Regions from separate parts of the Homo sapiens genome. Here region 1 is linked to region 2. A link is an interaction called in ENCODE POLR2A ChIA-PET data of the cell type or tissue named here. Cell type or tissue: OCI-LY7. All regions are shown on one strand. Links, peaks and the distances in the headings refer to the core of each region. The heading gives the core; the rest is flanking DNA. Region 1 overlaps LOC105370029 (a long non-coding RNA gene). Region 2 has its middle 16 kb from the start of ANAPC5.

Region 1 (5,375 bases), core at 190-5,189, 690 kb before region 2:
TCCCACCTCAGCCTCCCAAGTAGCTGGGATTACAGGTGTGCACCGCCACGCCCAGCTAAATTCTGTATTTTTAGTAGAGATGAGGTTTTACCCTATTAGCCAGGCTGGACTCAAACTCCTGACCTCAATTGATCCACCCGCCTCGACCTCCCAAAGTGGTGGGATTACAGGCGTATGCCACTGCCCCCGGCCATTATCTGTTATTAATGATAATAAATTATCTACCCTGTGGGGTGGATGTGAAGAAATTAACCCTTGCATAATGCTTAGTGGAGGGCCTGGCTCAGGGCCCTCACACATGCTGTTCCCTCTGCCTGGAGTGCTTTTCCTTGTACTCTTTGAATAGCTAGATCCTTCTCATTTCTGGAGTTGAACTTAAATGTCTTTTTCTTGACTTATCTTTTGAAGGAAGGACAGAAGTCACCACCACAGCTCATTTGTATTCTTCAGAGCACACATGAAATCTCTGGCCTGACATATTTATTGTACGACAATATGTTTGTATCTGCTTATTGTTTGAGGCTCCCTCCCCCTCACTAGAATGTAAGCTCCATGTTGGTAGAGACCATTTCTACCTTGTCCAGCATAGTGTCTTCAGTGTCTAGTAGGCACTTAGCAATGATTTATTGTATCAGGCAGGCACAGTGGCTCACACCTGTAATCCCGGCACTTTGGGAGACCAAGGCAGGCTGATCACCTGAGGTCAGGAGTTCGAGACCAGCCTGGCCAAAATGACGAAACCCCATCTCTACTAAAAATACAAAATTTAGCTGGGCGTGGTGGTGGGCACCTGTAATTCCAGCTACTTGGGAGGCTGAGGCAGGGGAATCGCTTGAACCTGGGAGGTGGAGGTTGCAGTGAACTGAGATCGAACCACTGCACTCCAGCCTGCATGATGAGAGGGAGACTCCATCTCAAAAAATAAAAAACAGCCTTGATTCCTAGTCTCATGGAGATAATAGTCTAGACTCTGCTGTCCAATATGGTAGCCACTAGCCATATGTGACTATTTAAATGAATTAAAATTAAACAAAGAATTAGTTCCCCAGACATACCAGTCACATATCACCTGTTCAATAGGCACATGTGGTGTGGATAGACTACCTTCCCATCATGGCAGAATGCTCTTGTCTGGAGGGGCAGCTGACAAGTAACCTGGCCATTTATAATCCAACGTGCAGGTGTGGCTATAGGACTCGTTACCTCCCCAATGTGTCTGGATCTAGGAAAGAAACTGAAAAGAATAAAACAGCTGCTTTCTTTCTTCTTCTTCTTTTTTTTTTTGAGACAGAGTTTTGCTCTTGTTGCCCAGGCTGGAGCATGATGATGTGATCTCGGCTCATCACAACCTCCGCCTCCCGGGTTGAAGCGATTCTCTTGCCTCAGCCTCCTGAGTAGCTGGGATTACAGGCATGCGCCACCACACCCGGCTAATTTTGTATTTTTAGTAAAGATGGGGTCTCTCCATGTTGGTCAGGCTGGCCTTGAACTCCCGACTTCAGGTGATCCGCCTGCCTCAGCCTCCCAAAGTGTTGGGATTACAGGCATCAGCCACCGCACCCGGTCAGCTTTATTTATTTCTGAGTATGTGTACTTTAGTCCTTTTTATTCACCATCTCACTCTGTCTTTACACCTCATTTCCAGGTGAGGAAACTTAGGTTCAGAGAAGGAATGTGACTTGCCAAGCTTACACTGACAGTGGATAGTAAAGACCCTCCTGGCATTCCTGACTCAACAATTGTGTCCTTAACACAATGTAAAAAGTCTGGGAGATGATGATATAGGCAGCTAACAAGCCGAGTGCAGTGGTACACGTCTGTAATCCTAGCTACTTGGGATCAGTTAAGGCCAGGAGTTTGAGTGCAGCCTGGGCAACATAGTGAGACTCTGTAAGTCTGTAAGGCATTCTCTTGAAGTTTGTGGTTTTTTTTTTTTTTTTTTCCTGAGATAGAGTCTCACTCTGTTGCCCAGGCTGGAGTGCAGTGGCATGATCTCAGCTCACTGCAACCTCCGCCTCCCGGGCTCAAGCGACTCTCCTGCCTCAGCCTCCCAAGTAGCTGGGACCACAGGCGCCTGCCACCATGCCTGGCTAATTTTCGTATTTTTGGTAGAGACAAAGTTTCACCATGTTGACCAGGCTGGTCTTGAACTCCTGACCTCAAGTGATCTGCCTGCCTTGGCCTCCTAAAGTGCTGGGATTACAGGCATGAGCCACTATGCCCAGCCTTCTTTTTTTTTTTTTTTTTTTTTTTTGAGACAGAGTCTCACTCTGTTGCCCAGGCTGGAGTACAGTGGTACGATCTTGGCTCACTGAAGCCTCTGCCTCCTGGGCTCAAGTGATCCTCCCACCTCAGCCTCCCAAGTAGTTGGGACTACTGGCATGCGCCACAATGCTCAGCTATTGTTTTTATTTTTTGTAGAGATGGGAGTGGGGGGTGTCTCACGATGTTGCCCAGGCTAGTATTGAACTCCTGGGCTCAAGCGATCCACCTGCCTCAGCCTCCTGAAGTGTTGGAATTATAGGCGTGAGCCACAGCGCCCAGCTGAAGTTGCTTTCTATCGTACTCATTGCAACTCTAGGAGGCTGAAAGTTATCACCATCTCATTCACAGATGAGGAAACCAAGGTGCAGAAGGGAAATGATTTGTCCAAGGCCACCCAGAAGGGAAGGCACTTGTTTTTTCTGTTCTCTGCCTAGACAATGAGCACACTGGGCCTGGCTGGCTTCTTCGCTGTGACTCATATCCTCTTGGGGGACATGAAGACACACCAAGTCCATTCTCCCTCCTGCGAAGTTGGGGACCCGGCCAGGTTTCTCAGTTCGAGTTGCACCCTGGGGGCCAGGACCAGCAGACACGGTGGGCTGGCTCCCCACCTCTCTGGATGGCTCTGGTCCCTCTGTGGTCTAACTCCCAGAGGCCCAAGGTGAGCAAACTTGGTCTTGGGACCAAACCACCCACCTCAGAGTTTCAGGGCTGGCAGGACTGGCTCCCACCCCTGCCTTGTGTTTGCCTTTTGAACTTTTGTTGTGAGTTTATCTTTAAGGGGGAAAAATATCCCATAAACTTAAAAATAGGCAGGACTTAATTAATAGTACGCTTTGTTCTTCTGATCCTTATCTGGACAGGAAGACACAACCCTTTTCAGTTTTATGGGTCAAGGTGAAATTGCCTCTCGGGGCTCAAACACAGCTGCTGCACCTTCCCCTTTTGAACTCTGGTTCCCTTTGGTTTTTTCTCCCTTGGGGAGAAGGGTATTTCCCACTCCTTAGCCTCAGCACTTCATCAAGGTCTTTTCTATTTATCAGATTGCCAGCGGTACCTGTTATAATTATTTCTTCATACATAATTAATAGCTTCTGTGCACTGAGGACTTCTATGGGCCAGGCACGCTGTGAATGGCTCCTAACAGCCCCACATGGTAGGTCTTCTAATTATATCCATTGTACAAGTGAGACAACTGAGGCCCAGAGAGGAGAAACGACTTTCCAAGGGCCACACAGCTCTAAGAAGTGGAGCTAGGCTTTAAATCCAGGTCTCTATGCCCCAAACACCCACGACTATGATTTACTGATCACTTAGCTACGTGCTCAATGGTCCCACAATGCTAATTTTAAAAACCACATCCTGGACGGGCGTGGTGACACATGCCTGTAATCCCAGTACTTTGGGATGCTGAGGGGGGGGCAGATCACTTGAGGTCAGGGGTTCGAGACCAGCCTGGCCAACATGGTGAAACCTTGTCTCTACTAAAATACAAAAAGTAGCCAGGCGTGGTGGTGTATGCCTGTAGTCGCAGCTACTTGGGAGGCTGAGACAGGAGAATCACTTGAACTGAGGAGGCCAAGGTTGCAGTGAGATGAGATCACGCCACTGCACTCCAGCCTGGGTGACAGAGTGAGACACCATCTCCAAAAAAAAAAAAAAAAAAAACCAACTTTAATTTTTTGTTTATTTAAAATATGTTTTCTTATTTTTAACAGTCCTACAAGGTGGGCACAATTATTCTCTCCATCCCACAAATGAAGAAACTAAGGATCAAAGAGGTGAATTCATTTACCCAAAGTCACACAGTGACTAATGGCAGAGCTGTGATTTGCACCAAACTATGTTTGCTACATAGCCAGGCTCAAAGGAAAAGAAGTATATTAGATGCCAAAACATTGGATTCTGGCTGTTCATTGTGTGACTTTGGACAAATCCCTCAACTCTCTGAGCTTTAGCTTCTCATCTGCAAAAAAGGGAACATGACCTAGTTTTCCAACGTTTTGAGGTCATTAAGAGCATCGGATAAGTAGGAACCAATGATTATTGAGAAGCTGCTCTGTCAGGACCTGGGTTTATATGCCTTATATCAGTTTTGGATGAAATTTTGGTGAATTTTGGGCTGGGCGCAGTGGCTCATGCCTGTAATCTCAGCACTTTGAGAAGCCGAGGTGGGCGGATCACCTGAGGTCGGGAGTTCAAGACCAGTAAGACCAACATGGAGAAACCCCGTCTCTACTAAAAATACAAAATTACCTGGGCATGGTGGCGCATGCCTGTAATCCCAGCTACTAGGGACGCTGAGGCAGGAGAATCACTTGAACCCGGGAGGTGGAGGTTGCGGTGAGTTGAGATCGCGCCATTGCACTCCAGCCTGGGCAACAAGAGCGAAACTCTGTCTCAAAGCAAGAAAAAAAAAGAAAAAAGAAATTATGGCAAATTTTATCTTTAAAAAAGTCTCTTCTGGCCAGCATGGTAGCTCATGCCTGAAATCCCAATACTTGGGGAGACTGAGGTGGGCGGATCACTTGAGGTCTGGAGTTTGAGACCAGCCTGGCCAACATGGTGAAACCCCATCTCTACTAGAAGTACAAAAATTAGCCAGATGTGGTGGCACATACCTGTAATCCCAGCTACTCAAGGAGGCTGGGGCAGGAGAATTGCTTGAATCCGGGAGGCAGAGGCTGCAGTGAGCAGAAATCACACCACTGCACTCCAACCTGGGCAACAGAGTAAGACTCTGTATGGGAAAAAGAAAAATTCTCTTCCATGTCGTCTGCATTTTCTACAAAAAGTGTATCTTTCTTCCACAGAGAAAAATAACTGCTGCCCATTTAAGAACTACCTATTTAGTCCTTACATCAATGTGGTGTGCGTTTCAGGAGAAAGGAGACTCAGCAAGAAAGGAAGTGATGTGACTGGGAAGCCGCTGAGGAAGGAACTGAACCCAGCTCTGTCTGACCCCCAAATCTTGGTTCCTGTTACTCTAACGAGGGCAAGTCCTCCATCCTGAGAGAGTGCTGGAGGATTTGCAGAAATGTTTGCAGCAAACCAGCCCCAGCTGAAAGAGGTGGGAATGCAGCCGCCCCAAGTGTTTCTGGGCTCTCAGA
Region 2 (5,375 bases), core at 245-5,244:
TTATCAAAGATTTTAAAGTTATTCTGAGTAATGGATGATTATATTCCTGATTTCATGTATCTCTGAACACTGTACACCCCGAGTAGAATTGTGCCAGCTAGAGCCAATTTTCTCCATTGTTCATTAGACAGAAGTTCACCAGCAGCTAAGTGCTGACACATCATTCCCAGCATCCACCCCGGATGGGAAAGCCAGCAGTGTCACCGCACGCATGCTGGACCTGCTGCTGCTCAGATCTAAAACTTCTGAAAATGACAAACCCTAACCCTACAATTCTGAGACATGATGTTAGAGGGAATGGATAATTGCTCTGATTCCTCTGGGCAAGGAAAATGTAATGTGTGAACCGGTTCTCCTGTGTGCATGCATAAACACTCTCTTTTGATAATCCAAGAAAATCCAGCTGAAAGGGGGAAAAATGTCTCCTATTGAATAAAATGAGGCCTGACTTTGAGAAAGTCACGCAGAGTCTTAGGACTCACTCAATACAGAAAGTTCTGGGTAATTAACTGAGCTGCTGGGGAAACTCGATCGCTAGCCTGATAAGCATCACTAAGTATTTCCAGATCCAAGGTAGCATTTCAGCTTCTCAAGGCTCACGAACTGAATTGACCTCCCTCCCTGGGGAAAGGAATTCTCATTGTTGTCTCTGGACCACTTGTTTCATCCAAAGCCTCCTGAGTAACTAGGACTACAGTTGCACACCACCATGCCCAGCTAATTTTGTTTATTTTTTGTAGAGACAGGTCTCCCTATGTTGTCCAGGCTGGTCTCGAACTCCTGGAATCAAGCGATCCTCCAGCCTCTACCTCCCAAAGTGCTGGGACTATAGGCATGAGCCACTAAGCCGATCCATATTTTCTCAGGTATTATAAAAAGTGATACATACTGTTTGCAGAAAACATCAAAAATATAGAAAAGGAGAACAAGATAAATCAGAAATAGGAAAACTATCATTCCACAACCCAGTGATAACTTCTATGTCATTTTGATATATTTCCCTTTTCTTTGGTCATTGCTAAATCTCCATACATGCAGCAGCGTCTAGTATGTAATTGGCATGCAATAAATATTTGTTAAATGTATTTGTTTTTAAATTTTGGTAAAAGAAGTTAAACTGCCAGTGTGGTGGCTCACGCCTGTAATCCCAGCACTTTGGGAGGCCAAGGCGGGCGGAGACATAGGGAGACCTGTCTTTGCAAAAAATAAACTAAATTAGCTGGGCATGGTGGTGTGCAACTGTAGTCCTAGCTACTCAGGAGGCTGAGGTGGGAGGATCACTTGAACCTGGGAGGTGGAGGCTACAGCAAACCATGATCCTATCACTCCTGAGGTCAGAAGTTCAAGACCAGCCTGACCAATAAGATAAAACCCCGTCTCTACTAAAAATACAAAAAAAAAAGTTAGCCGGGCGTGGTGGCACGCACCTGTAATCCCAGCTACTCAGGAGGCTGAGACAGGAGACTCATTTGAACCTGGGAGGCGGAGGGTGCAGTGAGTTGAGACTGTGCCATTGACTCCAGCCTGGGCAACAAGAGTGAAACTCCATCTTAAAAAAGAAAAAAAAAAAAAGAAAGTTAAACCAAGCAAATTTTACCATAAAATTAGGTAGAATATGGGTATCATCGTGTTAGCTTTGTATCTTTTGATTTTCAAGTTTGGGATACTGAGGAAGTACTAAAGACAGGAACAAAGCACAGGGAAAAGGTGGGGTACCCTAGGCTGAAGGGAACAGCCTCTTTAAAATCACCCATTGAGAATCTTGTTCACTGCCAGGCACAGTGGCTCATATCTGTAATCCCAGCAATTTGGGAGGGTGAGGTGGGTGGATCACCTGAGCCTGAGAGTTCAAGACCAGCCTGGGCAAGAAAGCGATACTGCTTCTCTACTTAAAAAAAAAAAAAAATTAGATAGGCATGGTGGTGCATGTCTGTAGTCCCACCTATTCAGGAGGCTGAGGTAGGAAGATCACTTGAGCCCAGGAGTTTGAGGCTGCAGTGAGCCATGATCGCACCACTGCACTCCAGCCTGGGTGACAAAGGAAGACCCCGTCTCAAAAAAAGAAACAAAGAAAGAAAAAAAAGAATCCTGCTGGCACGGTGGCTCACACCTGTAATCCCAGCACACTGGGAGGCTGAGGCAGGCGGATCACTTGAGGTCAGGAGTTCGAGACCAGCCTGGCCAACATGGTGAAACTCCATCTCTACTAAAAATTCAAAAATAAGCCCTGTATTGTGGTGAGCGCCTATAATCCCAGCTACTTGGGAGGCTGAGGCAGGAGAATGGGTAGAACCCAGGAGGCGGGGGCAACAGAGTGAGACCTTGTCACAAAAAAAAAAAAAAAAAAAATCCTATTCAGAGGTGTACTCTAAAACATTTAATTTCTTTTTTTTTTTTTTTTTGAGACAGAGTCTCGCTCTGTCGCCCAGGGTGGAGTGCAGTGGTGGAATCTCAGCTCACTGCAACCTCTGCCTCCCGGGTTCAAGAAATTCTCTTGCCTCAAGCCTCCTGAGCAGCTGAGATTACAGGCATGCGCCACCGTGCCCAACTAATTTTTGTCTTTTTAGTAGAGATGGGATTTCACCGAGTTGGCCAGGCTAGTCTCAAACTCCTGACCTCAGGTGATCCTCCTGCCTCGGCCTCCCAAAATGCTGGGATTTCAGGCGTGAGCCACCGTGCCCGGCCTCTTTTTTCTTTAGCTTATTTTTTCAGAGACAGAGTCTCACTCTATCACCCAGGCTGGAGTGCAGTAGCATAATTGATCCAGTCTCACTGCAGCCTTGACCTCCCAGGCTCAAGTGATCCTCTCGCCTCAGCCTCCCAGGTAGCTGGGACCACAGCCACGTGTCACCACACCCAGCTAATGTTTTTAAAATTTTCTGTAGCGATGGGTCTTCCTATCTTACCCAGGCTACTCTCAAACTCCTGGGCTCAAGTTATCCTCTCGCCTCGGCCTCCCAAAGTGCTGGAATTACAGGCACGTCACTCCTTAAATAAATTCTGCCACATCTCACATAAGAAGGCAATTTCCCTGGCTGACTTGGAAGCTTATATTAACATTTTCTGGCCGCTGGTGTGTGTTTTGTATTGTAAAGACTTTCATCTACTCAGAAGCTGAGTTCCTTGAAAATCACTGCTAAATCTTTTGATGGTGGTTAAATTTTCCAGTGCCTTAAGGGAGATTGGAAATTAAAGACTAATGGGAGCCTGTTAAGCAAGCAGTCATACCGCAATGCATCCTCTGTAAAAAACTGAAATTATGTCCGGGCGCAGTGGCTCAGGCCTGTAATCCTAGCACTCTGGGAGGCCAAGGCCGGCGGATCACTTTAGGTCAGGAGTTTGAGACCACCCTGGCCAACATGGGGAAACCCCATCTCTACTAAAAAAAAATACAAAAAAAATTAGCCGATCGTGGTGGCATGCACCTGTAATCCCAATTACTCGGGAAGCTGAGGCAGGAGAATTGCTTGAACCCAGGAGGCGGAGGTTGCAGTCAACTGAGATCGTGCCACTGCACTCCAACCTGAGTGACAGAGTGAGACTCCATCTCAAAAAAAACAAAAACAAAACTGAAATTATGTTAATATATATTTGGTTGCCTAGAGTGGGGTAAGCTTGTACCACTTCAGCGTTCCTATAACTGTGATTTTCCACACTTCAACGTGCAAGTGAATCACCTGGAAAGCTTGTTAAATAAATACAGATTCTGTGTCGGGCGCGATGTCTCACGCCTGTAATCTCAGCACTTTCAGAGGCTGAGGCGGGCAGATCACTTGAGGCCAGGAGTTTGAGATCAGCCTGGCCAACATGGCAAAACGCCGTCTCTACTAAAAATACAAACATTAGACAGGTGTGGTGGCATGCATTGTAATCCCAGCTACTTGGAAGGCTGGGGCAGGAGAACCGCTTGAGCTCACGAGGCGGAGGTTGCAGTGAATTGAGATTGCACCACTGCACTCCAGCCTGGGCGACAGAGGGAGACTCCCTCAGTCTCAAAAATAAAATAAAATTAAAAAGTACAAATTCTCGTTCAGTTGGTCTGGGGCAGCCTGGGGTTGTGAATGTCTAACAGGCTCCCAGGTGATGTTGAGAATACGAGTCCTCTAACTATACATTGAGACGTGAAAGCTCATGATAGCCTAACTGGTCTCTACTATTAAAATCTCAGGGCACAGTTCTGTAGATGTAATGGGGGCATTAGGCTGGGTCTCATTGAGTTAGCCCATTAATCTAAATTCTCTCTCTCTACAGCTGAAGTGCTTAATTAATTAATAAACAAAGCTATCTTTTTCCCCTTTCTCTTTTTAAATTGAGGTAAAATTAACCATTTTAAAGTGAGCAATTCAGTCCCATTTAGTGCATTTACAATGTTGGGCAACTATCATCTCCATCTAGTTCCAAAACATTTTCATCACCCCTAAAAGACACTCTGTACCCATTAAGCAATCACTGCCCACTTTCCCCTCTCCCCAGCCCCTGGCAACCACCAATCTTCCTGTCTCTATGGATTTAACTCTTCCGGATAATCCATATGCAGATGATAATGTTCTGGAACAGATAGCGGTGATGGTTGCATGTGAAGGTACTAAATGCCACTGAATTGTACCATTTAAAATGGTTAAGGCCGGGCGTGGTGGCTCACGCCTGTAATCCCAGCACTTTGGGAGGCTGAGGGGGGTGGATCACGAGGTCAGGAGTTCAAGACCAGCCCGGCCAACATGGCGAAACCCCATCTCTACTAAAAATACAAAAATTAGCCAGGTGTGGTGGTGTGTGCCTGTAATCCAGGCTACTTGGGAGGCTGAGGCAGGAGAATCACTTGAATTCAGGAGGCAGAGGCTGCAGTGAGCCAAGATCGTGCCATTGCACTCCAGCCTGGGCGACAGAGTGAGACTGTCTCAAAAAAAAAAAAAAAAAAAAAAAAAAGGTTAAAATGGTGAATTTTATGTTAAGGGAATTTTACCACACTAGAAAAAAATATGAACATCTGCATTTTATAACAAAAGCTACTTGGCTGGTGACCTTCTCAAAAATAATTTGAGTTCTTTAGGATAAGGAAACTGAGGCCTTGGGGGTCACCCATCCCTTTCATGGCAGAATAGAAACCAGATTTCTTTTTTTTTCTTTTTTTTTTTTGAGACAGAGTCTTGCTCTGTCACACAGGCTGGAGCACAGTGGTGCAATCTCAGCCTGCTGCAGCCTCCACCTCCCAGGTTCAAGTGACTCTCCTGCCTCAGCGTCCCGAATAGCTGGGATCACAGATGTGCACCACCATGCCCAGCTAATTTTTGGATTTTTTAGTAGAGACGGGGTTTCACCATGTTGGCCAGGGTGGTCTCGAACTCCTGGCCTCAAATGATCCGCCCGCCACGGCC

The links. Peaks named below come from ENCODE experiments on the same cell type or tissue, not always from the same donor. Only the 100,000 strongest peaks of a DNase experiment are listed, where the experiment ranks them.
Region 1: POLR2A ChIA-PET joins it to region 2 with 5 read pairs; 2 of 35 experiments call an interaction of 5 or more read pairs at or near these places.

What each region holds. Positions count from the first base shown.
Region 1 is chr12:120,675,161-120,680,535 of GRCh38, forward strand. LOC105370029 (a long non-coding RNA gene) reads right to left here. Exons shown (of 3, transcript XR_945449.3): 3 at 1,016-1,234. It also overlaps a transcript of CABP1 not described here. Among named protein-coding and RNA genes, the nearest start is that of MLEC, 9.3 kb to the right of the region's middle. RefSeq lists an enhancer at 5,075-5,184. In OCI-LY7, for the core only: no CTCF peak of the experiment used is centred there; DNase peaks (open chromatin) are centred at 2,701 and 3,191; H3K27ac peaks cover 1,852 bases.
Region 2 is chr12:121,365,701-121,371,075 of GRCh38, forward strand. No RefSeq gene overlaps it. Among named protein-coding and RNA genes, the nearest start is that of ANAPC5, 16 kb to the left of the region's middle. In OCI-LY7, for the core only: no CTCF peak of the experiment used is centred there; no DNase peak of the experiment used is centred there.